Linked DNA regions of Homo sapiens: regions 1, 3 and 4 are each linked to region 2. A link is a contact called in ENCODE Hi-C or POLR2A ChIA-PET data. All regions are on one chromosome and are shown on one strand. The core of a region is the stretch at or near the end of the contact, and the rest is flanking DNA. Distances in the headings are between cores, read along the strand shown.

What was found. Hi-C counts contacts between places; a loop is a spot of excess contacts on that map. ChIA-PET counts read pairs that join two places held with the same protein, here RNA polymerase II (POLR2A). Pooled maps may share reads with other maps.
Region 1: a map with no recorded cell type shows a loop between it and region 2 (20-fold over the local background). The contact joins the promoter of EIF1 here to the promoter of CDK12 in region 2. A Hi-C loop is called at or near these places in 1 of 37 single-sample maps with no recorded cell type and 7 of 50 pooled maps. POLR2A ChIA-PET finds 5 or more read pairs at or near these places in 2 of 52 experiments (GM10248 and activated T-cell).
Region 3: a pooled map shows a loop between it and region 2 (2.3-fold over the local background). The contact joins the promoter of ODAD4 here to the promoter of CDK12 in region 2. A Hi-C loop is called at or near these places in 1 of 50 pooled maps. POLR2A ChIA-PET finds 5 or more read pairs at or near these places in 3 of 52 experiments (A549, OCI-LY7 and activated CD4-positive, alpha-beta T cell).
Region 4: a pooled map shows a loop between it and region 2 (5-fold over the local background). The contact joins the enhancer-like site here to the promoter of CDK12 in region 2. A Hi-C loop is called at or near these places in 3 of 50 pooled maps. POLR2A ChIA-PET finds 5 or more read pairs at or near these places in 2 of 52 experiments (GM12878 and naive thymus-derived CD4-positive, alpha-beta T cell).

Annotation. Positions count from the first base shown.
Region 1 is chr17:41,687,522-41,690,221 of GRCh38, reverse strand. It overlaps EIF1 (eukaryotic translation initiation factor 1), which reads right to left and starts at 1,337. Exons shown (of 4, transcript NM_005801.4): 1 at 1,153-1,337; 2 at 281-444; 3 at 33-134. The coding sequence starts at 1,183. RefSeq lists enhancers at 1-727, 653-742, 728-1,636 and a silencer at 1,123-1,512.
Region 2 is chr17:39,460,051-39,462,750 of GRCh38, reverse strand. CDK12 (cyclin dependent kinase 12) reads right to left here and starts at 1,265. Exons shown (of 14, transcript NM_016507.4): 1 at 1-1,265. The coding sequence starts at 679. RefSeq lists enhancers at 484-613, 1-838, 1,004-1,063, 1,154-1,203, 564-1,488.
Region 3 is chr17:41,929,188-41,931,887 of GRCh38, reverse strand. It overlaps ODAD4 (outer dynein arm docking complex subunit 4), which reads right to left and starts at 1,271. Exons shown (of 12, transcript NM_031421.5): 1 at 1,051-1,271. The coding sequence starts at 1,164. It also overlaps a transcript of ACLY not described here. RefSeq lists enhancers at 1,163-1,262, 1,443-1,532, 1,245-2,148.
Region 4 is chr17:41,664,761-41,667,460 of GRCh38, reverse strand. No RefSeq gene overlaps it. Among named protein-coding and RNA genes, the nearest start is that of EIF1, 23 kb to the left of the region's middle. RefSeq lists enhancers at 1-200, 1,071-1,200, 1,621-1,710, 1,231-1,748, 1,749-2,268 and a silencer at 1,261-1,500. Within about 2 kb of position 1,425, at least 39 of the 41 ENCODE cell types and tissues checked have a DNase peak (open chromatin) inside an H3K27ac peak, as active enhancers do; they include GM12878, where a contact is called at or near this core.

The DNA.
Region 1 (2,700 bases), core at 88-2,587, 2.2 Mb before region 2:
AGAGGCACAAATCAAGTAGTGACTGAACTCACCTCTACGAGGAACTGGCATATGTTCTTGCGTTGGTCACCCTGTAGCTGAATTACTTCTCCATATTCCGGATGCTCAATTACAGTACCATTGCAGGCAAACTTCTGCAAGCACAAAGGAAAACGAATTAGGCCTAGCAAGAGCATGAACGCATTTATCACCCCTTCCGCTAACAATACATACAACACAGCTGGCACCCCCTTGTGGACAAATCCATTATGACTTTCCCAAAATCTCACTGAAGACCTACTTTCTTAAACGCCTTCACTAGTTTCTTTTTATCGTAATCATCAGCGATCCCTTGGACAGTAGTAAGGGTCTTCCTGCCGTTTCTCTGTTGAATTCTTATATGGATATAATCCTCAGTGCCAGCAGGAAGCAGGTCATCACCCTTACTTGCATCAGCAAAGGGGTCTGAAAAAAAAGGTTAAGCTCGTTCAGAGCTGTCAAAGATAGGATGCCACTGCCATCCCCTCGGTCCCCAGGTGTTTTGCGCGTGCAGAAAACAACACTGAAATCGTCAGGGCTTGGGCCAGGCCGAATGTGTCCTTTGCTGGCTCTCCCCGAGCAGGTCAGTCCGGGACGGCCAGCTTCCCCAGGCTCGGGGAACGCCCGGGCCTCCCGCCCTCCCTGGGAAGCCGATCACATGTCGGGGGAGTCCGGGCTGCCAGGCGGTGCCCCACCCAGCTGATGCAACCCGCCGGAACCCGAGCTCCCGAGGCGGGGCTAAGCCTCCCACCCCCATTGGTGCACCCGCTTGCCACTTAGGGCTGGCACCGCCTTTCCCTCCGGATCCGTGACAACGGGTGGTGACGTAACGGACGTGACGCAATGGTGACGGGAGGGGCGGGTGTGGCCCGAGGAGGCCCAGGAGCCATTAGTAAATGCGCCACTGAGACGCCGGGCCCGCCCAAGGGCTGACCTACCGCCTGCTCCTTCCGGTCGCGCTCAGGGTCCGACCCCGGGGCCCAGGCCTTGATCCCGCTGCCCTGCGACCCTGGTCAAGTTTCCCCTGCCCGAGCTTACGAAGGCCCGGAGCGCTTGGCAACTTCCCGGAACACGTCTCCGGGCCCGGAAGGCCCCGCTGCCCCACCCGGGCCCGCGACCTTTCCCATAGCTTACCGAAAGAGTGGAGGTTCTGGATAGCGGACATACGATACGATTCCTTTTCCTCGGTGGAAACGGCCTGCGGAAGGCGGCGGCGGCGGTGGCGGGAGAAGGCGGGCAGGGGGGAACGGAACGTCGGGAAGCGAGGGGGCTCAAGGGGGAGGCTGCTGAATCCTCGGCGGCGGCTCAGTGACTGGGGCAGAGGGGCGGTGCCTGTGTTTAGTTATATAGCCGCGCCTCTGACGCCAGCGCGCTGCCCTCACGTCCTGACCCCACCCACAGCGTCGTGCCCCAAGCGCCCAGGCGGCGCCGCTTCCAATTGGTTTGGAGGCGGGGACATGGGATGGCGCTTGCGCAGGAAGTCTGCGGCAGGAGGGCGTCCTCTTGACTCTAGGAGAGCTGGGAGGGGGAGGGAAAGCTTGATCTGTCTCGGAGCCTGCGCAGTGCGAGTGGACGGTGTCTGGGTGCCGAGAATACCGGCCCAGGTTTCGAGCGCGCCTACGCACTGTGTCCTTTGGTACGTTCCACCTTCTTGACCCTGTTGCATCCCTGTCTTCTCGAAAAGGGGAGTTTCATATGGTAAATGAACACTCCTTAGAGAGGATTTAGATGATGAGCCTCCCAAACACGAGAAATCCCCGTTGTGTCAAACCCACCTACCTACCCACCCTACTACCCACGGAGTCACAGCGGGATTTAGGGCGGCACTTTGATTAATCAACATACAATAATATAATCAAAACGGTAACCGCATAATTTAGATTGCCATTTAGATTTATTCTAAAGTGGGTTAATCCGATCTAAAATTTTCATTTAGATTAGATTAATCCATCTAAGGAAAAAGTGTGCCCAGCTCATTGGCATGAGTTCAAGGTATAGTAACTGGTTCTGGGCCCCCCCGAGAATAATTCTGGCACCAGAGGGCGTCCTTCATGTGGCACAGCTTGTGTGGAGTAGAGCCTTCCTAGAGTTTAGATGAAATATTTCCTTCAAAACAGTCAACCTTTCTTGCTTTCAGTTTATTTATTTCAACACTCAGTTGTAGGGGTAAGTAGAGTGGTGAAAAGAGACCAGGAATTTTAGACTCAAAGGCCTCCGGGGATAGGCAGGTAAGTAGGATCAAGGAGTGCAAACAGCCAAGTGTGATGTAATGGGGTGGACTGGGGGCTGGAGTAAGAACTACGGGCTGCAGTGGCCGCTCACCTCCAGCCCATTGTGCTAGATCTTTTTCAAGAGTGCCAGGAAATCCAGGTGTTTACATAAAATCTCTTGATTTTTAAATATTGCCAATAAATTGATTTTTTTTTTGAGACAGAGTCTCACTTTGTCGCCGAGGCTGGAGTGCAGTGGCACTGTGTCGGCTCACTGTAACCTCCGTCTCCTGGGTTCAAGCAATTCTTCTGCCTCAGCCTCCCGAGTAGTTGGGGTTACAGGCATCCACCACCACGCCCGGCTAGTTTTTTAAAAATATTTTTAGTAGAGATGGGTTTTCACCATGTTGGCCAGGCTGGTCTTGAACTCCTGACCTCAGGTGATCTGCCTGCCTCGGCCTTCCAAAGTGCT
Region 2 (2,700 bases), core at 16-2,515:
ACTTCCTGTGGGGGCTCCTGGATCTCCGTTTTGGGCTGTCCACTGTTTTGTAACTTTTGGGTGTTTCCCTTTTTCGATGACTTTTACTCCGGTCTTTGTGCCCAGACTTCAGCTCCCGTTCTTTCCTGGTCTTCTCCTTGTGGAGCTTGGATGACCTGGATTCCTTGCTGCTGCTTTTGGCTACCTGCGCCTTCCCATAGTCATCAGTCTCCTCATTCGAACGCTTTGAACTTCCCGATATCCGGTCCTTCATCGATCCCGACTTGCTGGAGACTTCTTGGCTTTTTTCTTTTTCGGTCTGTTTAGCTTTTAGTAAGTCCCGGGAACGCCTGTGCTGGTGGTGACGATGTTTGTGCAGGCGGTCGCTCCGATCTGATCCACGACGTTCGTCGTTCTCCCTTCGGTCTAGTTTGAAGGCCATGTCATCGGAGAAGGTGTCGGAATCAGAGCTGATATCATCATACTCCACCAAAGGTTTGATAACTGTGCCCAGGGATGCTGCTTCGGGGGTCACCAACCCCATGTCTTTGGAGTGTTTGGACTTATGCCGCTTGTGCTTCGATACCAAGCGGTGACGCTCTCTGCTGTTAGAGCTGCCGCCTCCCGATGACGGCTGCAAAGTTCCAGAAGCTCCTCCACTCCCGTCCTTCTTGCCCCCATGTCTCTCTGAATTGGGCATTCCCTTTCCCCTGACCTGAAGAAGGGAAAAAAGTTCCCCAGCACTCCAAAAAGCAACCCCCACCCACCCCCCCAACCCCAACTCCACGCCCACCAAAGCGCCCCGGGAAGGGGGTGGGGAGGGCAGGGACGGTAGCCCAGGCTCCTCCTCCCTCCCGACGCCTCAGCACCCTTCTACATGAGGTGGGGGGTGAAGGAGCGAGGGAAGAAATGAGAGTTCCTCGGCAGTGGAGTTGCGAGACAACGGGGAGCTGCTCAAGTCTGTTTCCTCTTCTCCCTCCGCCGAGCCAGTCCTCAGGCCCGGGCGCCGGGGAGGTCCAGGAAGTGAGAAGCCGACGGCCCGGGGCTGTGGAGCCGACTCCAGCTCTGGGGCCCTGCGAGGACTACGCGGGCCCTTCCCCTACCCGGTAGCCCGGTTCAGGACGGCTTCCTGTCGCCGGGGTGCCGCGGCCTAGGTGCCTCACGCCCCCTTTGTCCCTCGCTCCTGAGGTAGCCCCCTTTCTTGCCTCCGTTTCACCTCCACACCACACACACTCTCTCCCTCACACAGACCCAGTCACACACTAGATTAAACCGAAACGGCACTTGGGGAAGGGGGGAGGGGCAATCCCAGAAATCGTCGCGAGAGTCCAGTAGCCTCTCGCGATGTTTCGTGCTTCGCTTTCACCTCATTCCCCTGCTTATCAAACAACGCGAGATCAGGTCCCAAACTAGAAACGCGTTTCACCTGAGTCTCGCGATGAGCTCCCGGAGCTCCCCGTTTGAGCAAAGCTTTATTGAAACGGAACAAACCGAGTTTTTTTTTTTTAACCAAAACTTTATCGGTAACTGATTAAACAAACACTCCCAGGCTCCGTGACAAAATAATTTCAACATCCTTTTTAACAAATCTTTTAACTACCAGGATGACTTTTTTTTGTTTGTTTTTTGTTTTCCTTTGAGACGGAGTCTCGCTCTGTAGCCCATCCTGGAGTGTTAGTGGCGCGATCTCGGCTCACTGCAACCTCCACCTCCTGGGTTCAAGCGATTCTCCTGCCTCAGCCTCCCGAGTAGCTGGGATTACAGGCGCCCGCCACCACGCCCGGCTAACTTTTTTGTTTTTAGTAGAGACAGGGTTTCACCATGTTGGCCAGGCTGGTCTCGACCTCCTGACCTCAAGTGATCCTCCCGCCTCGGCCTCCCAAAGTGCTAGGATTACAGGCGTGAACCGCCGCGCCGGGCCATTTTTTTGTTTGTTTGAGACAAGTTCTCTCTCTTTTGCCCAGACTGGAGTGCAGTGGCACGATCTCGGCTCACTGCAGCCTCCACCTCCTGGGCTCAAGCAATCCTCCCACCTCATCCTGCCGAGTACTTGGAACTATAGAGTCGCGCCACCACGCCGTGCTAATTTGTTTCTATTATTCGTAGTGATGGGGTTTCGCCATGTTGCCCAGGCTAGTCTCGAACTCCTAGACTCAAGCAATCCGCGATCCTTGGTCTTGAACTCCTAGAATGAAGCAATCTGCCCGTCTGGTCCTCCCAAAGTGGCGGGATTACAGGCTTGAGCCACCGCGCCCGGTTGAGATTATTTTTTACAGAGCAAAAGACAAATGTCGGGACATTTCAACCCAAGTCCCTGAGTGTTTTAACAGTGCTTCCCACATATAGGGTGTGTGCTACCTGCCAAGAATTTTACATACATTATCTCTAATTTTCACAATTATCCTGCAAAACACGAGATTTTCATCCCTGTTTTATAGAAAAGGAATCCCAGCCTCAGGGAAGTTGAATAATTTGGTCCAACAAGTGCCACAGTCAACATTCAAATTCATGTCTTTCTGAGACTAAAACACAAGCTCTTCCATCCTATGGTGTTGTCTCCTTACCAATCTTTGCTTCAAATCTCAGAACCTAAAAGCTCATCCCATCTTGAGATCCTCCCATGGCCGTTATTGGATAATTTAGCCTTTCATCCTCATACAAAAGATTATAATATGAACAAGAAAAGCATAGTATTAATTAACAAGAAAATAACACTATCTT
Region 3 (2,700 bases), core at 22-2,521, 2.5 Mb before region 2:
GGGTGGGATGATGCAATTTATACTAGGGTTACTATAATAATGTTGCTGGTTGGTGCAGCAGCTCACCTCAGTAATCCCAGCACTTTGGGGGGCCGAGGCAGGTGTATCACTTGAGGTCAGGAGTTCGACACCAGCCTGGCCAACATGGTGAAACCCTGTCTCTACTAAGAATACAAAAATTAGCCAGGCGTGGTGGGACATGCCTGTAATCCCAACTACTCCCTAGGCTGAGGCAGGAAAATCGCTTGAACCTGGGGAGGCGGAAGTTGCAGTGAGCTGAGATCTTGCCACTGCACTCCAGCCTGGGCAACATAGCAAAACTTTGTCTCAAAATTGATAATAATAATCATATGTTGCTTACTGGCCACCTTTTATAAGCAACGGTGTGCTGGGGACATTGAGGCTTCTGCATGCAACCTCCCATCCAATCTGCCAGCAAATGATGGGAAGGTAAGGCTGCTCTGTGGAAGGAGGCCGGTTAATCATGAAACATTTAAGTAAAAGTGGAGGAAAAGGTCACTGTTAACGCAGAGAATGGAGATTGCAAGTGGGAACTGGTAGAAAATGGCCAACCACAGGGCTTATCTGTGACAGCAGTGTGTCCATCAAAAATCAGTGAATAATAGAAACAACAGGGTCCTCCAGGCATCATCAAGACCTCAGTGTTATCTGCAATCAAAAGGTGAGGGCAGGGGGCAGGCGCAGTGGCTCACGCCTGTAATCCCAGCACTTTGGGAGGCCGAAGCGGGTGGATCACGAGGTCAGGAGTTCGAGACCAGCCTGGCCAACACAGTGAAACCCCCATCTCTACTAAAAAGACAAAATAATTAGCCGGGCATGGTGGCACGCGCCTGTAGTCCCAGCTACTTGGGAGGTGGAGGCAGGAGAATCACTTGAACCCGGGAGGCGGAGGTTGCGGCGAGCCGAGATCGTGCCATTGCACTCCAGCCTAGGCAACAAGAGCGAAACTCCGTCACAAAAAAAAAAAAAAAAAAAAAAAAAAAAAGTGACGGGTGATGGGGTGATGGATAGGTTGAGAGCTCGACTCACGTTGCTGAAGCTCTGCGCGGCTTTAGAAAATTCCCCGCACAGGTAGAGCCGCTCGCCTTCGGCCATATAAGAGGGAAAGGTGCTTCGCAAGGTCTCGCCTTCGGGGTCCGACATGGTGACCGGATTTAGAGACGCTAAAGCAGAGACAATCAAAGAAAAGCTGGAGAACCTCTATCTGGTTTGTGGAAGCTCCGTTTCTTAGCAACCATGAGATGTACAGCGACTTCCGGTTCCGCCCCCGTCTGGCAAGGGCCCGGATTCTGGGTACAACCTGCCGGCGTGCGCTTGCGCCAGTTCTGCCGCGCACTGGGCCAGGGAGTGATGATTGCGTGGCTGACGGCTGGGCTGGTTAGTGTTTGCTGTTGCACGCTCTGGCGGTTCTCTCTGGAGTTGCTGCCTGAAAAGGCTCCCTTGTAAGACAGCCAAGAAAACAGGAAGAGGGTTGGAGGCAAAGTTCCGAATAGGGATGAGGCATACGTGGTAAGGATATGTGCACGGCGTACCGCCATTAGGGGGAGAGAGCACTGGGCTTGGAGTCAGCAGACTTGGGCTGACTTCGCTCCTGTCACTTCCTAACTGCGTGACCTCTCGCGGGGCATGTAAGGGCTCCCAGCCTCGAATGTTCCACCTGCCAAATAAATATGAAAATAATGGAACACTCAGGGATGCGAGGATTTGCATAAGAAAACATGGAAAATAACGTTGGGTTCAACATAATTTAACGCAGTTATTTGAGCAGCTACTAGTAGCGGGCCTTGACCAAGGCATATTCTGACGTCCTTCCCCATTCCCTCACCATCACCACTCCTCCAAAAGTGGACTAGGTGCTTCTTCTGGGCTCCAACGATACCCTAAGTAGCTTGCTTAACTGCCTTTACTACGTTACTTCCAAAACGTCCTAATGTCATTGTTAAAGTTTAAATAGTAAAAAGATGTCTTTAACTACAAATGCACACACACACACACACACACGGCATACATGTAAAACTGGGGATATTTGAGTAAGATCAGTGGATTGTATCAGTGTCAATTTTCTGGTTGTGTTATTGTACTAAAGTTTTTAAGGATGTTACCATTGGGAGAAACTGGGAAAAGGGTACATGGGATCTCTTTTGTATTTATTTCTTATGAACTGCATATGAATCTATGATTATCTCAAAAGGTTTAATTCAAAATATAAGAAATAATATGGTCCCTGCTTGAAGGAGTTTTATCTAATAGGGGAGAAAGATGTATAAACAAGTAACGGCCACTTAAGTGATATTAACTAGTAATTAAAAGTTCTGTGTGCCTGTGAGGGAGATGAGGACAAAGTGGTGTGAAACCCAGGCAAATGAATGATTCAGCCAGGGTCTGGGATGGGTTAGAGACATGTTCATAGAGGGGTAATATTTGAGCTGAGGGTGAGTATGGTGGAGCCCAGTAGACGTAAGTAGAGAATGAGAGCTAGGTGTGGTGGCTCATGCCTGTAATCCCAGTACTTTGGAGACTGAGGTGGGAGGATCGCTTGAGCTCAGGAGTTCGAGACCAGTCTGGGCAACATGGCGAAGCCCTGTCTCTACCACAAATACAAAAGTGAGCTGGGTGTGGTGGCGTGTGCCTGTAGTCCCAGCTACTCAGGAAGCTGAGGCAGGAGGATCACTTGAGCGT
Region 4 (2,700 bases), core at 176-2,675, 2.2 Mb before region 2:
CTTTGCTGCAGGAGGGCTTTCTCGATGTGCTTCGGGGCAGGCTGCCTCCACCTTTTGGAACCTTTTGCACGATCTTCTATTTTGGGCGGTATCTGGCGCCGAGTTGAGTGTTGGATCATGTCATTTGAAGGCCATCCTACCGAACTGTAAGCTCTTTCAGGGCACGGGCTGCGTCTTGTCCCTTTCTATGTCCCTTGTAGCCTCAGCATGGGGCCCGGTTTCACTCAACCCAAGGGTGACCCGGCATTTCAGGTTCAATGCAGAGCGGCCTGACAGGCACACTTCCTGCAATGGCCACAGGATGGCAGCACAGACCGGGTTTCGGCACCTAGGCGCGCCTCCCGCACCCACCGCACTATTCAACGTTTCTCGACCCTAGTGGAGTACCCGGTCCCCTGGAGATGTTGTGCAGGAGGGTCCCCTCTCTAGGGCTGGGGGCTTTAGGGCTGGGGAAGAGGCACCAGGGGCAGAGCCTCTGGACCCCACCTGGAGTCCTGTAGTGAGTGCGTTTCCTCCCCTTCCCAGCGGCCCCTTTTCCAAGAGAGAACTTGCGGAGGGGGGAGGGGGTGGGGGGTGAGGAAGGAGCACTAGGGAGGGAGTCGGCGGGTTTGGGTCCTGGTTCTGTGCTGCGGTCCTGGGCAGGTGTGGTGTGTAACGGGAAAGGGCCTGTCACAAAGCGTGGCAAATGTGCTCGTGGCAGATGCCCACGAACGTTTGTCTCCCTGTCCTCTGGCCTCCACCTCCCCTGCAATTTTCCCAAAGGCAAAATGATGGGTTGGACAAACGATAGGAAATGTAGCCACGTTCGCTGCGCATGGGGCAAGGTGGGGGTGGGGGTGGGGTTTCCGGGGCACCAGATCGCTCTGCTCCCATCTCAAGGCCCCTGCTTCTGGAGGCAGGGTTAGCTCCACGTAGGCAGAGGAAACACCCCGGGTTTCTTAGGATTCTTGCTGTGTGACCTTGGGAAGTCCCCGCACGCCTCTGGCTGCAGCTGCCGCCTGTGAAAGAAGGGGCTGCACTTCCTGGATGGTGGAAGGTTGCTAAGGTAACCACAAAGTGCCCGCTCAGCAGCAGCTGCCGTCATCATCATAGTTATTATTATTAGGGTTTCGTCCTGTGCCAGCATTTGACAATTCTAACCCCACCTGGAGGCCTGCTAAGAGAGCAGGCGAGGGCTGGTGATCATTTAGGGATGCCTAAAATGTTTGCAGGGGGAGCAGGAGAGAGGAAGGACAAAGGATGTTCATGAGGGTCAAAGACCTGGGTTTGGGGCTTCTCGGGGCGAGGGGGTGCGGAGGGAGGGCCCCAGATCGCGCCTTCTCCCTTTAGGTCTGGTCCCGGGGTGGCGGCGCGCGTGCGCAGGAGGAGGCCGTGGGCCCGGCCAGCAGAGGGCGCCGCGAGCACCACGCCCGGGCTTAGCTGTGCGGGGCTCCGCCTTGCTGCGCAGTGGGCAAGCCGGTCTGGCTGCGATGGGGGAGGGCTACGCTGGGGAGCTGCGGGTAAGGGCAGCTGTCACCGTTTTCAGTTGTTGGTCGGTGTCCTGTGTGGCATTGTGGGTTTGCCTGTAACCACCACATGTTCATTCATTTAACTAGCACGATCAAGCACCCACAAGTTTCAGCCACTGCTGGGAGTAAAGAGGGGAACGAGGTGCATGCCCGGAGAACCCGCACCCACCATCCAGGTGACAGAGGTCAGCCCAGGGCTGGGGGAGCTTGGAGGAGGAGCCGCCTACCTGGAGAGAACAGGCGAGGCAGACAGAAGGCAGGAAGCACAGAGAGCCCGCTCGCAGCTTGGCAATGTGGGGAGCTGAACAGAGCAAGAACTGTTTGGGGCCATGCTCTCGAACACTGGCCCAGGGCCGGCGATGTCGAAGCCATGATGAATCCAAGGCTAAACTACAGCAGACACAACGGCTGTCCCTAAGGGGGTTATAATTGCGTGCGTGCGTGCGTGTGTGTGTGTGTGGGTGTGTGTGTGTTGGGGGGGGCGCTGGGGGTGGGAGGCTGGGGCGTGTAGGCAAATACCAGGACTGGAAAAAGTAGAGTCCTAGGATCTCGACCCTCCTAGGCCGGCGGGGGTGTCTTGCTGCCTCCCTGTGAAGGTAGATGGGCTGCATGGGGGAAGGAGGGCCAGGTATGTGAGTGGGGGAGTGGACAGAGGGGTGGGGTAGGAACCAAGGGCAGCAGGGAGTCCAGGTGGGAGCAGTTGGGACGGGGATGGAGCAGACAGTCTGGTGGGAGAGTGAGGGGTGGGGGGGACAGTGGGGAGAGGGTGGCAAAGACTGCTTGAGCCTCTGAGCCTCAGTTAACTCAGAGGAGGTTGGCATAACACAGAGGGCAGTAAGGACAGGGACAATGGGAAAAAAAAAATAAAGTGAAGACCATCTTGGTTCCATTATGAGGAGTAGAGTGCCTGGATCAAGGAGGTGATGATGGTTCCATGTGTCCTGGGTAGGTCAGAGAGCAGGACCTGAGAGCATTAGAACTGGTGGCAGCCTTTCAGGCCATCTTATCTGATTCCTTTCTTTTATATATAGGGAAACTGAGGCTCAGAGAAGGGAAGGAAAGGCTACTCCCCCCAGAACAGAGTTCAGCTCTTAATAGCACTTTTTTTTTTTTTTTTGAGATAGCATCTTGCTCTGTTGCCCTGGCTGGATTGCAGTGGCTCAGTCATGGTTCACTGCAGCCTTGACCTCCT